2 separate regions of the Homo sapiens genome follow, and region 1 is linked to region 2. A link is a contact called in ENCODE Hi-C or POLR2A ChIA-PET data. All regions are on one chromosome and are shown on one strand. The core of a region is the stretch at or near the end of the contact, and the rest is flanking DNA. Distances in the headings are between cores, read along the strand shown. Region 1 holds the start of IL4 (interleukin 4). Region 2 has its middle 28 kb from the start of CSF2.

Region 1 (6,234 bases), core at 163-2,662, 570 kb after region 2:
GGCGGAGCTTGCAGTGAACTAAGATCACGCCACTGCACTCCAGCCTGGGTGACAGAGCAAGATTCCATCTCAAAAAAAAAAAAAAAAAAAAGAAATTCATAGGGAAAAGAAGGTCAGAGACCAAGGGAAGGGAAGGTTCTGGGAGAAAAGCAGGGGGCAGGCAGGGCCCAAGAATCCTGCTGCCCATGAGCCCTTACTGGGAGGTGGGGTGGCCTTGCACAGGGCCCAGGCACCTGAGTGAGTGGTGGGGTCCTTACGTTCACTGCTGGGGTGAGGCAATGAGCACCTTATTGTGTCCACATGAATTCAATAAAAAACAAGCAGGGCGGGTGGTGGGGCACTGACTAGGAGGGCTGATTTGTAAGTTGGTAAGACTGTAGCTCTTTTTCCTAATTAGCTGAGGATGTGTTTAGGTTCCATTCAAAAAGTGGGCATTCCTGGCCAGGCATGGTGGCTCACACCTGTAATCTCAGAGCTTTGGGAGACTGAGGTAGGAGGATCACTTGAGCCCAGGAATTTGAGATGAGCCTAGGCAACATAGTGAGACTCTTATCTCTATCAAAAAATAAAAATAAAAATGAGCCAGGCATGGTGCGGTGGCACGCACCTACTGCTAGGGGGGCTGAGGTGGGAGGATCACTTGAGCCTGGGAGGTTGAGGCTGCAGTGATCCCTGATCACAACATTGCATTTCAGCCTGGGTGACAGAGTGAGACCCTGTCTCAGAAAAAAAAAAAAAAAAGTCATTCCTGAAACCTCAGAATAGACCTACCTTGCCAAGGGCTTCCTTATGGGTAAGGACCTTATGGACCTGCTGGGACCCAAACTAGGCCTCACCTGATACGACCTGTCCTTCTCAAAACACCTAAACTTGGGAGAACATTGTCCCCCAGTGCTGGGGTAGGAGAGTCTGCCTGTTATTCTGCCTCTATGCAGAGAAGGAGCCCCAGATCAGCTTTTCCATGACAGGACAGTTTCCAAGATGCCACCTGTACTTGGAAGAAGCCAGGTTAAAATACTTTTCAAGTAAAACTTTCTTGATATTACTCTATCTTTCCCCAGGAGGACTGCATTACAACAAATTCGGACACCTGTGGCCTCTCCCTTCTATGCAAAGCAAAAAGCCAGCAGCAGCCCCAAGCTGATAAGATTAATCTAAAGAGCAAATTATGGTGTAATTTCCTATGCTGAAACTTTGTAGTTAATTTTTTAAAAAGGTTTCATTTTCCTATTGGTCTGATTTCACAGGAACATTTTACCTGTTTGTGAGGCATTTTTTCTCCTGGAAGAGAGGTGCTGATTGGCCCCAAGTGACTGACAATCTGGTGTAACGAAAATTTCCAATGTAAACTCATTTTCCCTCGGTTTCAGCAATTTTAAATCTATATATAGAGATATCTTTGTCAGCATTGCATCGTTAGCTTCTCCTGATAAACTAATTGCCTCACATTGTCACTGCAAATCGACACCTATTAATGGGTCTCACCTCCCAACTGCTTCCCCCTCTGTTCTTCCTGCTAGCATGTGCCGGCAACTTTGTCCACGGACACAAGTGCGATATCACCTTACAGGAGATCATCAAAACTTTGAACAGCCTCACAGAGCAGAAGGTGAGTACCTATCTGGCACCATCTCTCCAGATGTTCTGGTGATGCTCTCAGTATTTCTAGGCATGAAAACGTTAACAGCTGCTAGAGAAGTTGGAACTGGTGGTTGGTGGCAGTCCAGGGCACACAGCGAGGCTTCTCCCCTGCCACTCTTTTTTCTGAGGGTTTGTAGGAAGTTTCCTCAGTTGGAGGGAGTGAGAGCTGCTCATCAAGGACTTCTCTGTCCGGTTGGAGGTTAACTCTGTCTCTTGCTCTCTCATTTCTGCCTGGACCAAGACTCTGTGCACCGAGTTGACCGTAACAGACATCTTTGCTGCCTCCAAGGTAAGAAGCCGTCCCACGGTCTGTTTTAGCAAATGGGGAGATCCATCCCCAAATGTCTGAACAAGAAACTTGTCTAATGGAAAACGAGCGGGCCCAAATTAACTCTAAGGTGTTAGATGTTTTCAAAGAACGAGAAGTCTGATCTTTACTCTTAAGCATGTTTTGGTCTTTCTGGTTTCACTTGATTTAGAAGACATGTAATAGAAAGCTTACATGCTGTAGTCCTGACTCAGATCCTGGTCAAAGAAAAGCCCTCTTGGGTTTTACTTAGCTTTGGCATAGTGCCTGGAACGTAGGAGGCACTCAATAAATGCCTGTTGAATGAGAGAATTTTTCTGGCCCATACATTTCTGAAAAACCAAATACTCTCACAGAAACAGATATTGAGATGACAGGTTGAGGGAGCTTTCATTTTGTCTAAGAGACTTCCTATGGCAACAGAAAAGGTATCGCCAGAGCCCCTCCTCTTCCACAGCCTGGCCACCTAACAGCCCTCTGGGTTCCGGGGCTGGCCGTCCAGAGCTCCTCAGCTTGCTCTGGCCGGCCGAACTCCCCTCCAGCTCGGTCTGGAACCATCCTGCTGGGCAGCGTCCAGCACATCCCTGCTTCGGGCTGCCTGGGCACCTCGCCTCTCTGCCTCCTGTGCTGCCTCACCCCCACCCCTCTATCTGTAGTGGGAGGAGATAGATTTGACAGCTGATAGTGCATTTTCTCTGACAAACACATGACTACAGCCGTATCAATAGTTTTGTGCATTTCAGTTCCTGTTTTCATGGAAACACACGGCTGAGAATGAAAGCCCCAAAGCCTCAATTTCACAGTGGTCTCCTAACTACCTGCTTTCCATGCAAACTAGGGAGATGATATGGCCAGGAGTGAAGCCCTGTGTGTTGGGCAGGGTCACACTCCAGCACCCAGACCATAGAACAGGGCCCATCCTGCTTCATGAGGGAAACTGCTCTTCGGGCCTTTAGCTGGACTATCTCATTTCATTAGTTATCCCGGGAGTCCGATACAGGATGAGATTCTGAAGGGCAAATACACACTTTTTTTTTTTTTTGAGATAGGGTCTTGTTCTGTCACCCAGGCTGGAGTGCAGTGGTGCGATTTCAGCTCATAGCAGCCTCCACCTCCCAGGCTCAAGCTATCTTCCTACCTCAGCCTCCCAAGTAGCCGGGACGACAGGTGTGCACCACCACGCCTGGCTAATTTTTGTATTTTTTTGTAGAGATGGAGTCTTGCCATTTTGCCCAGGCTTGTCTCGAACTTCTGGGCTCAAGCAATCCGTCCACCTCGGCCTCTCAAAGTGCTGGGATTAGCCACTGCACCTGGGCAACAGTTTATGTGTGTGTGTGTGTGTGTGTGTGTGTGTATATATGTGTGTGTGTATATATATGTGTGTATGTATATATGTGTATGTATATGTGTGTGTGTGTGTGTGTGTGTGTGTATAAAATCTCCAAGTCCATCCAACCGAGATGGCTCCTACTAGAAGCCAAGAGTCCACCGGGTTGAGCACTGGGTCTCTGGAGGCCTGTGGCACTGCTGAGAAGGCTCTAACAAAGCCAAGGGAAGGGCCACCTCACTAGAAGCCAGGCCTGGAGGAAGGGTGAGGGCTGAGGGCCTGGAGGTAAGACTGCCTGTGGTTTTAGACCCAGCTCTGCCACTGACTAGCTGTGTGGCTGGCCTTCAGCACATCTTCACACCTCTCTGCACCTCAGTTTCCACATGTGAAGATATGAAAGTGATTCTGAAGGTGATTGCAAGGTTGATTGGAATCCAGCTCTTGAGTTAGTGCAAAGTGTTATTGTGAGATGATATAACCACGATTAAAAGCAAGAACAGGTGCAGAGAAGCGATGATTCTAAGAAGGAGGGGACCGGGTTGGAAAGGATCAAACCATCCAGGATGCCGAGTCTGGGGCAATCCATCTGGGCTGTTTCTGGAAGACCCCCGGGTGCAGGCCAGGACACTGCTGCCCTCCCGTCCTTAACTCCCCTCTTCACTCAGTCCTCACTCACCTCCCTCTCACACACACAAACATCTCCTAGAATAATCCCCACTGCCTGCCTTCACTCTTACCCGTCTCATTTGCCTCCCCTGAACTTCATCCTCCTGGAGTTCACGATCTCACTCTTCACTCTTTTCTTCCCCTCGAAGATTCAGCACTGCTTACTTACATGTTAAGATATTTCAGAACAGTGAAATGTTGCTATTTTCAAAAACCTACAAAGGTGGTATGCAGAGGAAAAGGTACTTCTTTGTGTTCCCAAAGAAAACATCTTTCCAAAATCCAGCCTATTGATTTTATTTCTTCGGGGGAACAAGAATTTTAGTATCTCTAAGTTGGGTAGCATTCTACTCTTGGCAGTTGCTGGAAAGAAGGCACTGGTCTAGGTCCTGGGCTTCACAGGTAACACCTGTCAGGGTGTCTATGAAGTCAAGGCTGTCTGAGGAACAGCAAAGTGGGAAGAAGCAAGCTGGCTGGCTGATGAAGGGTTTCTTGGGTGGACAAGTAGTTGGAGCTATTTCCTATTTACCAAAGAGAGCTAAAGTTCATAATTCTACAGAGAGTTCCATAATGAACCTCAAATACCTCTGTTTTTTGAAGGAGTTTCTCATATACAGCACTAGCTGACTATCCTGGGCAGGATGGGAGATAATGAATGCAGTGCCAATCGGGCTGGATTTATATGGTCCTCAGTGAGGCTGGTCAAGAACCGAGTTAGAACTCTCACAGAGTCACTGCCACAGAAGAAATCTCCCAAGTGGCTGTTTCCTGACATTCCCGGGAGGGACAGGCCTCCTTCTGAGTCACTCCCTAAGCAGTTCTGAACTGTGAGGTCAGCCAGGCTGTCCAAGTGCACTCCCTGAGCCACTGGCAGACACACTCAGCAGCCAGAGCTAGACAGGCAGGTGGTAGGAGTCCAGGGCCACGGCAGGGATGGAGTGTCGCCCCCTCGCTGCGATACCAGAGCAACTAAAACGTTAAGGCCTTGCACTAAAGCTGCCCTTAGGATGCATTCTTTTAAAGTTTTTCCATTTAATGCAGACTCTTTTCAATTCTTATTTTATCCTTGTTTCCTTTAGAAAGTCCTTTCAAAAATATCTTTAGAGGGTTTTTTCCTATACTATGTGGCCATATACGGGTCAAAATTAAGTTTAATTTCCAGGCTCCAAGCCAGCGTTTCAGAAAAATCTCACCAAGGTTTGTGGTAAAAGAAGCAAAGGGCTGACTTTTTGGTTTTCTTGAATCTCACTGTTCCCTCTGCAGCAGCATGCATGTCTGCCCACCTCCAGACACACAGGCACCATCTGCCGCCCCCCATCAGCCCGTGTCCCTTCCACCTCGACTCGCCTACAAAGCCCAGAGAGGTCTGTTTCTTGGCCCCCAGAGCCCAAAGATACTGACACACTCTTACATTTCCAACTAGAATCAGGAACGAGGAGTGACTCTCAGTCAGTTCATTAAGTAAATGTCTTTCTAACCGCTCTGCCCATGGGACATCACGCCCCACAGGGGAAAGGGGAAGCTTCTGTAGCCTGGGATTCTGGTGCCTCAGTCTGGGTCTAGACTTTCCTGAAAAAACGTTAAAATATGAACTGCATTCCTAGAATTTAGCCTACATAAATAAGAGATGAACACAAAGATTTCTATAGTTTACTCACTGCCGCTTATTTACAGAAGCAAAAATCTGCCACGATAGGGGCCTGACAAATGACAGTACCACTGTGCAATGCGTTTCTACGCAGCTCTCAATCCCATGTTCTCTAATACCACCGAAGGGCTTAGGAAATGCTTATGGTATATGTAAAGAGTAAAGAAGTTACAAAACAGTATCAACAGTTGACCCCTATTTTAAAAAGTATTTTTAAAAGTGTGACGATATTTACCAAAATATTAACAGCAATAGTTACCTCTGGCTGGTGGGATGAGTGAATGTATTTTTGTTGAATATATGTTACCTTTATAGTAAATATATGTTATCTTGATCATCAGAAAAAAAAATATGTAAGAACTTGAAAGCTGCTTGGACAGCGCTGCTGATAGAAACCCCTGAGCATCTTGTCACTGTTCTTCTGATTCAGAGGGTCTGGGTGGGGCAGGGGTGGTCTGAGATTCTGTATTTCTAAGAAGCTCCCAGTGATGTCCATGCTGCTGGTCCATGGACCACACTTTGAGTATCAAGGGACCAGAGCATGTCGGGGGAGAGGCTGGGGATAGCTTTCTTTATCTGAACTGGATAAAGGAACTGGGCTCAAGCTAAGAACCCTCTCCAGGTTCTGCATCTTTGTTCTTCAGT
Region 2 (5,477 bases), core at 188-2,687:
AGAAAAAGGGAAAGTGACATTTACTAAGAGCTTGCTAGTACTAAGACCTTTCATATATTATCATATTTAACCCTCACTACAGCCTGTGAAGTATAATTATCCCATTTTATGTGTGCTAAAGTGAACTCCTAATCTTCCCCTTCATGCCTGCCCCACATATAGTCTTCTTGTCTCAGTTGAGGTCAAATCCTTCTTTCCAGCTGCTCAGAGAAAAACCCTTGGAGTCATCCTTAACTCTGATCTCTCTCTCATACTCAACATCTAAGCCATCAGCAAATGCTGATGATTCTTCTTCCAAAACAGGTCCAGAATCCAACATTTCTCATTTCTCCCCACTTCCACTGAATCCATGATGATTCCAGCCACTATTATCTTCTAGAATATACTTCAGTGGAAGCCTAGCTAATTTCCCTGCTTCTACCTGTTCCCTGCTCTATAATCTATTCTCAACTCAGCAGCCAGAGTGATCCTGTTATGCTCTAGTCAGATCATAGCCCTCTGTTCAAAACCCTCTTGGAGTTCTGTGTTTTACCACAGAAAAGCCATAGTTCCCACAGTGGCCTGCAAGGTCCGCATCATCTTCCCCTTTATCTTTCCATCACTTTCTTTTCCCCTGTGACCCTCTCTGCTCACTCATTCTGCTCCAGCCACACTTGCCTCCATGTTGCTCCTTGAACACACCAGCCTCAGAGCCTTTGCGCTGGCTCTTCCCTGTGCCTAAAAGGGGCTAACGCCTTCAACACCTTCAAGTCTTTGCTCAGATGTTATTTTCTCAGAGATCTGCCATGTCCATACTGTTTAAGATTGCAGCCCCTTCTACCACCACTCCAAGCACTGCTTATCTTGCTCTGTTTTTTCCCATAGCACTTACCACTTTCTAACTTGTTAACAGCTTTGTTGCTTATTTTGTACCTCCCATGCCATGATACACATTTCTGAAGGCGGAACACTTACCTATTTCCTCTACTGATCACTCCCAAGTACCTAAACTAGTACCTGGCACATGGAAGCTACTCAGGAATTTATGTTGAGTGAATGAGTGAGTGAGTGCATGAGTAAATGAATGAATTTGACAGGGGCAAATTCAAAGTTACCAAACTGTCCAAGGTCTGGCAACTAGCAGGAAGGAGGAAGTGGCAGGAACTGGAGTCAGGTGTCTCCCACTCCAGAGGTCCGGCTATTTGCACCAAATACCTCTCAGGAAGAGTGAGGCGGAGGATCCAAAAGCAATGTGACTGCGGAACTTTTGCCTAAGTGACAGTCAGTGGATTCTTTTGGGGTTGGTGCCCATTCAGGGCTAGTCCTTCCTCCAGCTGCACCTGCATCTTCAGCTGGATTCAACACACGGTGGCCCGCCTGAGCACTGGCCTTGAGTCACCCAGAAAGGTATCAGTTGTGGTCAGCACTGATGATTAAGGTGATTGGGGAAGTATGAGAAACCCCTGAAAAGAATGTCTAACGAAGAAGGTTTCACTAATGTCTGGAGTTTGCCCATCTGTGTTATTTAAGAGGCATTCCCCCATGAACTCAGACTTCCACTTTTCTGAGGGCAGAGTAGTCACCTCACCTATACCCAGTTGTCCTCTCAATTTCTTGTCTGTAGTTTGTACGCAAACCATCATTCACCTGCCAAACCTTCCTCTAAACCTGCCCTGAATGCAACGCCTGCTCATTTGCCACTCCCACCTCCTCATGTGTGGCAAGGCATCCTCTTCCTGAATTGTCTATCCTGAGATGACGGTTACACCCTGAGAAGACGGTCTAAGGCTTTGAGGCTGAGTTATTTCTCAGCCCCCTCTGACCCACATCAATATCGGGTACCTGGGGAGGGTAGGTGGGTGATTACCTACTTCTGTGACTTCACGGGCATGAAAAGGGCCCTTAAAGACTTCCAAACATTTGGGTCATTGGGCCAATCCCTGGCTCCTCCAGAATCAAGGCAGCATGCAGGCCTTTGGAAAAAGAGGGATTACTTTCAAATAAACAAACAAACAAACAAATAATTAGAAACAACAAACATTCCTAATGCCACCTAAATGCCACCAACTGACAAGCAAAGCATGCGACTGCCCCCATGGCTTTGGTGGCAGGGCCCAGGGGCAGGCTCTCCTCGCTCCTCAGCCTGGCAGCGCTCCGCCAATTCCAACAGCAGGTACGCTCCTCAGAGGCACCAGTCGAGCCCAGGAGCTGGGGTGAGACACTCTAGGAGTTTGGGAGAAGGGGCTCACCAGGTGAGATTCCCACAGAGAGATGGGCTGCAACTAATTCTCCCTTTCTAAGGGAAGCCCACCCTGGGAATCCAGGTGTGAATGCCACACAGGCTGACACAGTCCTGTCTTTCTAAAGGCAAGGAGCTCTGAGTCCTGTGTGGTTTCCTGAAGGTGCTTCATGAACTACTTCCATTAATAAACTCTTTCATCTTAAATTTTTAAAATGAAATGAAACTGTCCTAGAAAGTTACAGACTGAGTCCCTCACCATTATTGATACCTTGGAGTACATGGGTCTTCCCTTGAGTAGATTTTCTGGGAGCTATTCTACCCACGTCCGTTTGTTGAGATCTTACAGGATTTCTTGCCCCAGTTAAATCTCCTGGGGTAGGCAAAGTGCTCAAGAAGTTGGAATGGGGCTGTGGGGTTCCACAAACAAGGGAAGCACCCAGAGGGCCCAACATCAGTACTCAGGGCCTCCTTGGCTTCTGGCCTGCAGCTGGGGAGGCAGGGCTGCAGTGCTGGAGGGGCATCTCTGTCAGCCTCCTGCAGCACAGGGGCCAGGGTCTGGGGGCAGCAATCACTTTGGTGACTAATAACCTAATCATGGAAAATTACAACTTCCTGAGCTAGGTATATCAGAGGTGGCCACAAAACTCTTTATGATGTGGCCAAAAATTCCTCCTACCACCACAGCCCTTGAAAATAGGTCAAAGACACCTTCTATGGAACTCTCAAAACAGGGCTTAGCTCACACCATCTACCTCCGTCATTGTGCTGCAAACACTGGAGCTTTTGTGAGAATGCTCTCCTCTTCTGCGGTTTGAGCTCAGTTTTGGCTCTGGGCTAATCATCTGTCCTGTCCTACTTGTCTTCCACAAGGGACCGACTGGTCATGAAGGCCATGAAGGCTGTCTGCTGTGTGTCCCTGGAAATGTCTGTCGACAGCCTCTCTAGGCAGAAGTGTTTCTTCTTGTGTACCAACCAAGACCTATAGGCCTCGCCTCATCTCCCAAGCTATACCTCACCACAAAGCAGAACAAGGGTGGACTAAGAACTGGCAGAGACTTATACTTGGCTTTCCAGAGGTCCCAGGTTTGTGGTAGGGGTTCATGAGGCTGGCTGCTGTCTAGATGAGATATGCAGAGTGAGCTCTTTTCCCTGAATGCTGGGCATCCCATCGGTAGTATGGGACAGGGTAAGCTCCTGGCCTGGCTGGCTCCAATGCTGCCTGAGTGAAGCTATGTAACCCTGGGACATCTCTCTTAGCATGCTGATATTTGGCTGCTTCTCTGATAATGGGAGCAGCATTCTCTGGTATGGGGTGCTGTGGAAGACCTAGGGAATGGGACAACAGATTAAAATGGGCTTTGAAGACCCTTGCAGAGGTGACCAGGGAGGCCCAACCTTCTATTTCCTGTGCTCAGGCCTTGGCAGAGACAGAAACCACGAGGCTCCAAGGTCCCCAACCAGTGGGACCCCGACACCAGGAGGACAGGACTCTCAGAGTTCTGTGCCTACTCCTCAGTTTCTTTTGTGTCTGCTGCTATCAGGAGTCCCAATCTACAGGGCTCAATCAGGATGGGATCCTTAGTGTGGCACCTGGGTCAGAAAGCCGCCCCTGCTAAGAGGCTCAGGACAGGGCTAACTGGGAGAAGAGGCCCCACCTAAGTGTCTGCCACCCAAGATGATACTTTTTTTGGCCCAGAAGCCTCATCTGACCTCTGGCCCAGGCCTCAGCCTGGGTGAGGGTGGACATCTCTGTCCTAACAAGATCCTTGGGAGCCTCCAGGCAGTCCCCTTCCAGGGATAAGAGGTCCTGTGTCTGCTTGGCCTAGAGCCAGGCCTGTGCTGAGTCACAGGACTCTGGTGTTCAAGGCCAAAAACAATGACTTAAACATTCTGAAATCCAGGAAAAATCAGCACTGGCTTTCTACCTAAGAACCCTGCCCAGCTAGGCATGAGTTCACCCAGCAAGACAGTGACAAGGACAATGGGAAACTGCCTGTCCCCTGTAGGCAAGAGGAGCAGGGGGCTAAGCCTTGAGCCTGAAACCAACCCTGAAAGATTCTTTAAAAACCCCATATCATTTCATCTAAAATTAGCTTTCAGCATCTAAATCACTTCCTGTTACAGAAACCACAGGCCTGATGCTTCAGTCATCACCCTGCCTGCCTCTAGGGGTGGGGTAGGTGAGGTAGGAGTGCTGCACACAAAAAACAGTGACTATCCAAAAGTGACACAGCAGTCAGGAACCCCTTTCCCCACCCCCCCCACCCACTGCAGAAAGGATGGCTAAGCAGGGCCCTATAATGGTGTTGTTGTGGGGACCAGAGCCAATGTGAACATGCATGTGCATGTAGGCAAATATACACACATATGCACACTCCCCTGCATGCACACTATACACACAGACCAGAGCTTTCTCCACTGCCGCAGAGAGACTGCCGTATGGACAGCCCAAGCACGTCTCCGTTGTGCCCCTTCTGAGCACAGGACTCACCAAGAGAGGAGGGCAAGTGTCTGGCCTCCTTGGAGCATCTGCATCTCTGTTTCCACTTCTCTTACAGCCCTGGTTACTTTATGCCTAATTGGCTGTGAGCGAGGTTAGCCCAGCACTTGGCACTTGGCTCTCACTCATTGTTTCAGCCAACATTGCCAAGTGTTTCCTGTGTGCAGAAAACCAGGTGGTGGCCGGATTGAGGATGTGGAGCAAGTCAGAGGCCATCCCTGTACACCAAGAACTGAAGTTGAAGAAACCAACTGAATCTCTAAACCAGAGATGTCCAATCTTTTGGTTTCCCTGGGCCACTTTGGAAGAAGAATTGTCTTGGGCCACACATAAAATTCACTAACACTAACAATAGCTGATGAGCAAAAAAAAAAAAAAAAAAAAAAAAAAGAAAGCAAAAAATCTCATAATGTTTTAGGAAAGTTTACCAATTTATGTTGGGTCACATTCAAAGCTGTCATGGGTAGTATACAGCCTGTGAGTCATGGGTTGGACAAGCTTGCCTAAACCATCCAGAGAGCTCTGTTCTTCCTACTGCCTCAAGCTAAGCCCTGACCCAAACCTGAGACCTGGATTGAAGGATGCCAGCATCTGTGCACAGATAAACTGCAGCCACAGAAGGAAGACACTGATCATCTGTCACAAACTTGGTGAGTCATAAATAGTGCCACCTAAACCATGAGATAAACTGGGGGTGCACCTGGAAACCAGGTAGCCCCCCTCAAGGGCAGGGGCTTTTGTATTATAGGTCTGCTG

The links. A loop is a pair of places that touch in the nucleus more often than their neighbours do. ChIA-PET counts read pairs that join two places held with the same protein, here RNA polymerase II (POLR2A). Pooled maps may share reads with other maps.
Region 1: a loop to region 2 is called in a map with no recorded cell type, with 5 times the contacts of the local background. The contact joins the promoter of IL4 here to the enhancer-like site in region 2. A Hi-C loop is called at or near these places in 1 of 37 single-sample maps with no recorded cell type and 8 of 50 pooled maps. POLR2A ChIA-PET finds 5 or more read pairs at or near these places in 1 of 52 experiments (OCI-LY7).

The regions. Positions count from the first base shown.
Region 1 is chr5:132,672,577-132,678,810 of GRCh38, forward strand. It overlaps IL4 (interleukin 4), which reads left to right and starts at 1,413. Exons shown (of 4, transcript NM_000589.4): 1 at 1,413-1,609; 2 at 1,883-1,930. The coding sequence starts at 1,475.
Region 2 is chr5:132,099,459-132,104,935 of GRCh38, forward strand. No RefSeq gene overlaps it. Among named protein-coding and RNA genes, the nearest start is that of CSF2, 28 kb to the left of the region's middle. RefSeq lists enhancers at 3,938-4,232, 4,011-4,390. Within about 2 kb of position 1,438, at least 4 of the 41 ENCODE cell types and tissues checked have a DNase peak (open chromatin) inside an H3K27ac peak, as active enhancers do.